Linked DNA regions of Homo sapiens: region 1 is linked to region 2. Evidence: chromatin loops called from intact Hi-C (ENCODE). Cell type or tissue: HCT116. All regions are shown on one strand. Region 1 overlaps GRIP1 (glutamate receptor interacting protein 1). Region 2 overlaps HMGA2 (high mobility group AT-hook 2).

Region 1 (5,000 bases), 580 kb before region 2:
CAAAAGAGAAGTGATATCCTAAATAAAAATAGCATTAGTAGAGTTAAAGGAGATGAGTATCAGAAATGTTTAGGAGTTAAAACCTATCGTGACTTGGTCATTATGCAGTACCATCTTTTTCCCTGTCATACAATAAAGCTGATGGAAAAGGGGCAAAATATTTTTAAACACAAAAGTGTGAATTGTTGTGACGGAAATCAAAAGGGGTCTATTCTCCAAGAATAATCTGTCTCTTTCTACTATATTTGAAGAAAGTAATCGGATACTTGAGTTGAGAGTGGTTGAAGGAATTAATAAGTTCCCCTTTCACTTAGCTCAGACAGCTAGAGCAGAAACAGGCCATCCACACCTGAAGGTCCATAAGGAGAACTGACTGCTAAAAGACAAGCGACCCAAGGCCAAGACTGGTAGCTATCTCAGGATCACAGCAGTTTGAGTCTCAGCTAACCACAGAGTTCAGAAAGAATCAGAAAAGAGAGAGAGAGAGAGAGTGTGTGTATGTGTGTGTGTGTGTGAGTGTGTGTGTGTGTGTGTGTGTAATCTGATAGAAGAAAACTGGTTTGACCTTGGCCCTTTCTAAGATTCAGTTTCTTTATGAAAATAAAATGATTGGTCTATATAAGCTCTAAAGCTCTTTCTGACTTTAAAATTATGTGATTCTTTGAGACTGTGTTTAGAGAGAATATTACCAACCTGTATCTTAGATATTTATGTATTTTTGTTTGTTTGTTTTGAGATGGAGTTTCGCTCTTGTCACCCAGGCCGGAGTGCAGTGGCACAATCTCGGCTCACTGCAACCTCCACCTCTCAGATTCAAGCAATTCTCCTGCCTCAGCCTCCTGAGTAGCTGGGATTACAGGTGCCCACCATTATGTCCGGCTAATTTTTATATTTGTAGTAGAGATGGGGTTTTACCACATTGACCAGGCTGGTCTCAAACTCCTGACCTCAGGTGATCACCTGCCTCAGCCTCCTAAAGTGCTGGGATTACAGGCATGAGCCACCACGCCCGGCCTGATATTTATGTATTAAAAGCTGGTCTAGGCCAGCTGTGGTGGCTTACACCTGTAATCCTAGCACTTTGGGAGGCTGAGGCAGGAGGATCCCTTGAGCCCAGGAGTTTAAGACCACCCTGGGCAACATAGAAAGACCCTGTCTCAATTAAAAATAAATAAATAATAAAAATAAAAATTTGGTCTAGAGCAGTGCCTTCAAATTTTTTGGTCACTTAACTCTTAAAGAATTTTGAAATGTTACATAATTCTCATCCATTTTTAGTTAACACCTAAAATTATCATAAGCATGAATAGTTAGAAAGGATGCAATTCCTAGCATATTGTTTGTTTTATCTGTCTTTAGATTCTGTTTTCATGCAAACCTTGGAGCTACAGGTTTACTTCATTTAATGAAAAACAGTCTGCCCTATAATCTGATTGGCAAAGGCACTCTTCACTGTTACTCCATTAGCTAACTCACATGACCTTTCTATCCTAAGGAGTCATTTTTAACTCAAATAAATGTGTTAAAGCATGTCCCTTTGACAGCCTTCTGACTTCTCAGTTCTAAAATAGACAGATGATGGTGGTGGTGGTGGTGGTGGTGGTGAAGTGGAGGAGGAGAGAGGGAGAAAGAGTCTCAGGTCTCCTCCATGTGATTTACTCTGGGATTCAGTTTGAGGGAGCAGCAGCTACCTGGAGGACGCTCTTCTTGTGGCAATGGCAGAGGGAAAACAGGGCAAGCACAACCATGTAAGTGCAATTCCAGCCTCTGCTTGTGTCTGTTAACATCCTAGTGGCAAAAGTAAGTCACATGGGCAAGTGCAGCATAATGAGGTAGGAAAGTTCACAACTCCTATTGAGACAGGGAATAGGGAGGCAGGGAAGGAGTTTGTAATTTCAAAAACCTCATCTACCATAGGAAAATAACTGTGTAGAAGTACATGAATATCCACATGTAGAAAGAAGGGACAACAGCACAATTGAAAGACCGAGGAGAATTTTTGCATTGTGAATTTGGTTTCTACCTACTTTTTGATCTTTTGGGTAAGCACCTTAATTGGAACTTTGTGTATACATACATATGTATGAGTCATTAGTAAAATTTACATGGCAATGCAGGATGTCTGGTACTGCACGTGAAAACCCAATCATGAAGAGCCAGCCATGCAAATAAAAACAAGAAAGACCAAATCTATTTCATTAATTGTATTAAAACGCAGTCAACATTCAAATTTATCTTTGTAAATGATGGAGAACAATAGCGTAGATAATCTAAAGCTGTAGAAAATACAGAGCCTTTATATTGACTTTAAATTTGATTGTAAGATTTTATAGTCAGCAAGATTTAGCTACAGCAAAATCAAAATTGCAGTACTTTGCATTCCCATAACAGATACCCAGCCAAAAAGGACAGGTGGCCCAGAATTAGAATTCAATTATATGTCATTGAAAGCTGATTTATTGAGTAAATGAAATAATATGTGTAAACCATTTTTGCAGAGTTCTGAGCACACAGTAAATTCTTATTAATTATTTCTTTCCATATCCTTTCCTTTCCTCACTTACCAAGAGAACAAAAAAAAAATCATTTTCTTAACCAATTTCTTCAAGTGGCTTGTTGGGCCATGGAAATAAGAAAATATTTGGAATGAACTCAATTTTTTTTGTTTAATTAAAACTGTACCTCAACACTTTCATCTGTTTGTGAGTACTGTTCCTAGTTGATTAGTCTAAGCTGAAATTCCCCTGATAGCAAGAATATGACATTTAATTAAATCAGCAGTATACCAAAACATTTTTGAACTGTAGGTTTATGTTGTTTTTCAGCCGATCCAAATTTTTATTGTACTTTATGTCCCAGCCAGATAGTGGACAGTTTTATGAATTTAAATGTGTACTTTTCTTAATCATGTTTCTTCCCTTGAGGGTTCAGAATTTCTGATAATTAAAAATAATTGTAATTAAAGCCTAAAACTACTTGCTATTTCTGTAAGAAAAGTTTTTTTAAACAATGCCTTTGGATTCTGCCTGTGTGTGTATATATATGTATATATGTATATGTATGTGTGTGTGTGTGTATATATATATATATATATATATATATATATATATATATATATATATATATTTTTTTTTTTTTTTTTTGAGACAGAGTCTCACTCTGTCACCCAGGCTGGAGTGCAGTGGCACGATCTCAGCTCACTGCAACCTCCGCCCCCGCGGGTTCAAGTGATTCTCCTGCCTCAGCCTCCAAAGTAGCTGGGATTACAGGCATCTTCCACCACGCCCAGCTGATTTTTGCATTTTTAGTAGAGATGAGGTTTCACGATCTTAGCCAGGCTGGCCTTGAATTCCTGACCTTGTGATCCACCCGCCTTGGCATCCCAAAGTGCTGGGATTACAGGCGTGAGCCACCGCGCCTGGCCTGACTGTATACTTTTTGCTGATAGTTTTATCTAATAAACCCTTCAGGATCTAGTAGCAATGTAAAAAAATGTGTTACTTGGTAATGAACATGGTATTAACTAGGTACAAATTCAAAATAAAGATCTAAAATTCTCCTACACATTACAAGTCTCTATGAATAAAAACATTTCTCTGTGCATAATGATAAAATACCAGTTTGTGGAAGTTTTATGGGTTTTTTTATGCAGAAATGGTGTATATAGTACAACTAGAATGACTCAACAGGTTCTTGTAAGCAATCTTACAGAATATTTTAGTAAATGTACCTTCATATACCTTATACCATCATACATGTATGTAATGTGACTAGAGATTGCAGCTTGACAATACAATTCCATTTTGTTAAATGAAAGTGATAATCATGCAAACACAACATAAGCATAATATATCAAGTAAAATTAAGTCAATCTGTAGTTTCTTAGATAGTAGTAGTATTTTAAATGCACTTAGAATTTCTTTTGCCCTCTAAGTTTCATCTGGGTTGCTGTGTCTTAGTTTAATAGCTATTTATATGTCAGAACATCTATTAGCATCAGCCTAATTGTTGATAGCAATCTGAGAATGATAATTTTTCTTCCTGTGCCAGCTGCAAAATAAAAATAAATACAGAAGTTATTGTACAAGTGTTACAAAAATATTGTTTTTGCATTTTACAAAAGGAAAACAATTCTACTTATATAAATATTGTCTCTCTTGTTAGGTAGAGTTTAAACAATGTAAATATCCCCCTCTTATCTAGAAACGAACTATATAGAAGGAAATGAGCTAGCTATGATTTTGTTTCCACTTGTATCTATATGAGTCACTTATACAGATGACTGTTTTATGGTATTTTTATGTCATTACAGTTTTTTAAACATTTTCTTTGAAAAGGAATTGTTGCTTATTACTCAAAACTTATTTGCAACAGGGATCTGTAATATTTTATGCCACATTGAATGATTTAGAAATGTTATGATGACTTACAAGTTATATTTCCTTCTCTCTTTCCTTTATTCAGCTGTGCAAGGATCAAGTGTTATTTTCCGAACAGTGGAGGTCACATTACATAAAGAAGGCAATACCTTTGGTTTTGTAATTCGAGGTAGGTGTTGGTTAGAAAAATCTACTTTAAAAAAAATATTTCCATAGGTTTTCAGAGAACAGGTGGTATTTGGGTATTTGGTTACATGAATAAGTTATTTAGTGGTGATTTGTGAGATTTTGGTGCACCCACGACCCGAGCAGTATACACTGAACCCAATTTGTAGCCTTTTATTCCTCAGCCCCCTCCCCCTTTCCCCGAGTCCTGAAAGTCCCTTGTATCTTTCTTATGCCTTTGCATTCTCATAGCTTAGCTCCTACTTACGAGTGAGAACATACGATATTTGATTTTCCTTTCCTGAGTTACTTCACTTAAAATAATGGTCTCCAATTCCATCCAGATTGCTGCAAATTCCATTAATTCATTCCTTTTTATGGCTGAGTAGTATTCTATTGTATATGTATACCAGTTTCTTTATCCACTAGTTGATTGATGGGTATTTGGGCTGGTTC
Region 2 (5,000 bases):
GAACACTGCATTTAAAAAAATAGCTAAAGAAAGCAAAAGGATTTTTGCATAAACAAAGTATTCAAAAGAAGGTAATTTTTTTTTTTTTTAAATAGAGATGGGGTCTCACTATGTTGCTCAGGCTGGTCTCAAACTCCTGGGCTCAAGGAATACTTCTGCCTGGGCCTCCCAAAGTGCTGGGATAACAGGCATGAGCCACCGTGCCCGGCCCAGAAGAAGAAAATTTATTTCAATGTTTCCACAGCTGTTGTGGAATGTTCTTATTTTTATGCAAAGTAGCTTTAAATTATGATTAAAGACTGCTTAAGGGTTATATTCCAGATGTGCTTATTAATGGCATAGACTAGGAAAAACCTTTTCCCTTTGTTTTGTAGATGTGTAAAATTTTGCATAGGTGTTGTATTTGCGGCCAGGGAACAGAATATTTGTGGATTTTAATCATTATTGCACCAAACATTTTTCATTATCCTGAGTTATGACTTTTGAGTAAGATTATAAAAATATCAATAACAGTAAGTTAACAATTTCTCTGTAGACATCTGAGTGTCCAGCAAACATTTCCTGAATGTAAGTGTCTGAGGCAATGCAACATATTTCTATGCAACCATTAAGGATTTTCTTAGAAAGACCAGGTTTTAAAGCCAGTTGCTATTTGTTCCACATTAATTTGGGTCAGCAAGTTTGGAGAGTAAGAAGAAAGATTATATATTGAGTAAACAATTGGTTTTTATCCAGTACACATCAAAATGTAGAGGAAAATTCTGCAATATGAAGAGGAAATGCAGGCAGCCACTGCCATTTTGTTTTGAGCCTAATCCACAGACTTCCCCACACAGAAACAGTCATACTTAAAAAAAAAACTCTCACAGCAAATTTGTCAAGTCCAGAAACACTAAATTTTGCTTTTTGGAGTTTTATAAGTTGCCCTAAATTGATTGATGTTCTTTCACTTCTGTTAGAAGTTGTCATCTCTATAAAACATTTCCTGCCAAGAACCGCTGACTTCATCCTGCCAATATTCCTGTATTACAACTGTTAGCTAAGCTAATTACTTCATCTGTTTACAGTTAATAATCATTTTGATACGCTTCCTCTGCCCTCCAATTTCCCTGTGCTTCTATGTCCTTGAGCTACTTTATTAAGGGTTAAACCTTGGTTTCTACTTTGCTCTCTCCTTTTCCCTTGACCTTGGTGATGTCAGAGGTCAGAGGTTAAGTCAAAAAGTATTTCCTATACAACAAAACCGTGCAACTTAGGGCAACCTTTGATATGATTCTTCATGTTTTGCCAGTTGGTACTAAACATTTACTGGCCCACAAGATGTTTTACTAGCTTGAAAGTGCATAAGCAAGAAAATAAATACATCGGTAATCTTTGTGACTTAGGCAGTATAAATCATTATGCTCCTTGAGTGAGTAGACGAGTGAGTATTTGTAAGTCTGATTTATTATGAACTATTTACTGCACTGGCCAAGGTACCATGTAAAAGACGAGTGTTAGAGTGAGAATGCTTTCCCCTTTCCTCCTTCCCTCTTTGTATGTCTAGACTAAAAGCCCCCAGTAAAAATGCCTTCTTTGAGAACGAGATGCTGACTGCAATTCATCAACTTGCTTGTCCCAAAATGAAATCTCTCATTTTGCTCCAAACAATGTTTAGGTTGTCTGAAATATAAACATCCTTAAAACTGCCCTTGAAGTCTCTGTAAAAACATTCAACATTTTATTTTGAGGGGGAAGAAATCCCGTGATAATCAAGGCTTACTGAGATTTCTTTGCCCGGGTGCACACCACCCACAGAAGATGTTACTTGCAAGTAAAAACTCTTTTTTTGAAACAGAAAGCTTTGTTTCCAGTCTTTTAGAAACTGAAAACTTTGCAATTCTCTCATTGGGAAATTGAAAAGGAGCAGGTTTATACCTGTCCTAATTGCCAGAGGCATCGTTTGCCAGGGCTGTACAACAATGGGGAAAGTGGATTGAAAGGGTGGAGAGCTGTTAGGATTTTAAAAACCTGTTTTCCCTTTGGGTAGAAGAAAGGTGAGAGAAAAATGTCTGAATTACATTTAGGGAGTCCCTTCAAGTCTCAGATTAAAGCCTTAAAAGGGAAATAGCAATAAACGATCAAATACCTGATAAACTAGCGAAACTTTTTTAGACATCTCAGTTGGAGAGACACTTATTTTTATCAAAGTAAAAACTTGAGTAACAAAGCACCCTCTAATAATAATAATAATCTGGTACTTTTATGGTGTTTCTTTTTTTAAAAAAAGAAAAAGAAAAACCTACCACCATTTCCTACTGAAGAATGTAATTCATATGACTGAGAATTCAACTGCTCAAATTGCTAAAAAACGAGCTGCTTTCTATTTCTTTCTTTCTTTCTTTTGAGATGGAGTCTCGCTGTCACCCAGGCTGGGGTGCAGTGGCACAATCTCTGCTCACGGCAACCCTCCCCCGCCAACCAGGTTCAAGTGATTCTCCTGCCTCAGCCTCCCGAGTAGCTGGGATTATAGATGGCCGCCGCCACGCCCGGCTAATTTTTGTGTATTTAGTAGAGATGGGGCTTCACCATGTTGGCCAGGCTGGTCTCGAACTCCTGACCTCCCAAAGTGTTGGGATTACAGGTGTGAGCCACTGCACCCAGCCTCATTTCTATTTATTTGTAATTAGCTGATTTCAATTTATTGTTTATCACTTGAAGTGGAAATATAGTAGAGTTATTTTGTAAGCTGTTTTCATTGGTTTTGGAATTTTAGAAAAAAGTTAACGTACATATTACAGATTTTCCCCTTTAGATTTTTAAGAGACTATTAACTCTCCCATTAGGATTATGGGACACACTTGATGTTTGCAGCTGATGACACCTGGTGGATTTCGCAAACACAAACCCCTGCAACAGGGTGGTCCTTCACTTTTCATTTCTCTCTAGATGCATGTACTTGTATACACAAACACAAGTGCGTATGCAGGTGCTGAGATTTATCATAATTCTGAATTTGTCTCCTCAGAATAAACTCTGCTGCTTTGTACCCCAGGTTCAACAAGGGCCATTCTTGAAGTTCTGAGGAGACTTCAGCATTGGGCAGTATGAGGATACTTCACCACAGAGCCTTTGTAATTCTGTATACGTGTGACATAAATGCTAGGAAGATGATTCTGAATGCTTTAGCCCTAACAGTAGGATGGAGCAATTACTAGAAAATTTCCTCCAGCTAAAAAATTCCTGCCTTAAAAAACATTCAATGAAAACACTTGACGTCAAAGAGGAAGTACTTTGGAATAAATCAGGATTCTAGAATTTTTGAGACTATAAATCTCTGGAAATGAAAAACTTAACAGTCAAAAATAAGTCAGAATGTAATAATGCTACCTGGAATTTATATAATTATGCATCTCTTGTAATGTTCTTGGGAGTAAGGGAAAAGGCATTATTATTATCCCATTTCCTAGATGGATAAATAGAGCAAAGAGAAATTAATTAGCCCAGTGATGGGGCCAGAAAGAAAAACGTAGGTCTGTTTACACACTGCTGAGCCCTTTTCTTTAGATGTAAAATATTTAGTTGTGCTAAAATTTTTACCACCTCAAAAGCGATTCTGAATGTAACCCCTCAAAGTGCTGTTGAAGGAAGGATATGAGGCTGAGTTAATCCAGATTGCCTCATGGGAAAGCCATCTGGGAGGGTATTTTGAAAGAAACAGATGGAAAAGGAAGAGATTCTTTTGAATGTAGTGTAAAATTTACATTATCCTCCACGAACTTTCACGTAGTTTTCATGTTTATATAATTCATCACTGTGTCATTACACAATATAAATTAGGTAGCCCAATGAGCTCATGTTCTTTTTTATAATTCTGAGTCTGAACTCTCCTATAAAGGGCAAATCTGGAACAGGGTCTGTAAGATAGCCAGATTGATCCTTGAAGATCAACTCAATCCACTTGTGGCTTCTTTGAGATTCTGAATTCTCTTGGGAAAAACAACTGTGATTTCACTTATATTATTTCTTGATGTATTAATGTCCAACTTGCAATCAGTTCTAGCCATATTAATAATCTCCACCTATGATGTATTTGTTCTTGCCTCTCTACCTTTCTATATGCCATTCATCTCATCTGTAATTTCTTTCCCTTAATTTATGTTTCAGTTTTCCCTTCTGCAACTCAACAACAACAAAATCAAACAAAACAAGAAAATTCCAGTCTTATCATCCCCTTGATAACCTGAGGCATTCCACTCATTCATCTGTATCCCCCGTGTGTCCCATACACATTGACATTCTGTGGTCATTTGCTCAACAAATGTTCAGACATCTTCTCATGTGTTTTCATGGAGTGTCTTCATCTCTAGTTGCATATTAAACTCACTTAGGGAGTTCATAAAAAATATGATGGATCTCCAGACCAAATAAACAGAATCGCTGAAGGGTGGGGCCATGCTGGGGAGGTAAATGTTTAACTACTTGCTCCTCAGGAAAAAAAAAAGTCCTGATTTGTAGTATTTGTCACTTTCCATGGTGTAAATACTCCCACCATAGTGGATTTCAAGCTACCTACTTGACATCACTGAACACAGAATTCAGAAGAGATGTTCACTATTTGCTCACAAGGGCTGGTTCCAGCATACCACTGGATAGGACACAGGCATATACATATAAATACATTTCTCAGATGCAGTGACTGTTTTTCTTTGTTTGACTCATCTTCCCTATGACACTAAGCACAAGGGCTGAATCAATATTAACAAACCACATAAAGTGATTAATCTATAGTTCACAGCCTGTGATGCAAATGTGAACTCTGCCTCATCCTTTGACTCAAATGCACAGAATTATCAATTTACTTTCTCTTGATTTTTGTACAGTTAAAGGATGAGAGGCTAAATATATTTGGGTTCTCCTAATGAAAATGTCAAGTTTTTGTTTATATGTATATATTTTTAAATATTGCTTAAAGACGCACAAACACTGGGTTTTTTTTAGCACCCCTCTCCCACTCTTAG

What was found. Peaks named below come from ENCODE experiments on the same cell type or tissue, not always from the same donor. Only the 100,000 strongest peaks of a DNase experiment are listed, where the experiment ranks them.
Region 1: it touches region 2 in a loop (3-fold over the local background); 1 of 110 quality-filtered maps calls a loop at or near these places.

What each region holds. Positions count from the first base shown.
Region 1 is chr12:66,529,379-66,534,378 of GRCh38, reverse strand. GRIP1 (glutamate receptor interacting protein 1) reads left to right here. Exons shown (of 25, transcript NM_001366722.1): 5 at 4,465-4,548. Among named protein-coding and RNA genes, the nearest start is that of GRIP1, 150 kb to the left of the region's middle. In HCT116, no CTCF peak of the experiment used is centred here; no DNase peak of the experiment used is centred here; H3K27me3 peaks cover 336 bases.
Region 2 is chr12:65,952,568-65,957,567 of GRCh38, reverse strand. The region is part of intron 4 of HMGA2 (high mobility group AT-hook 2); the gene reads right to left. Among named protein-coding and RNA genes, the nearest start is that of HMGA2-AS2, 6.4 kb to the right of the region's middle. In HCT116, a CTCF peak has its summit at 2,879 (motif pointing left); no DNase peak of the experiment used is centred here; H3K27ac peaks cover 1,193 bases.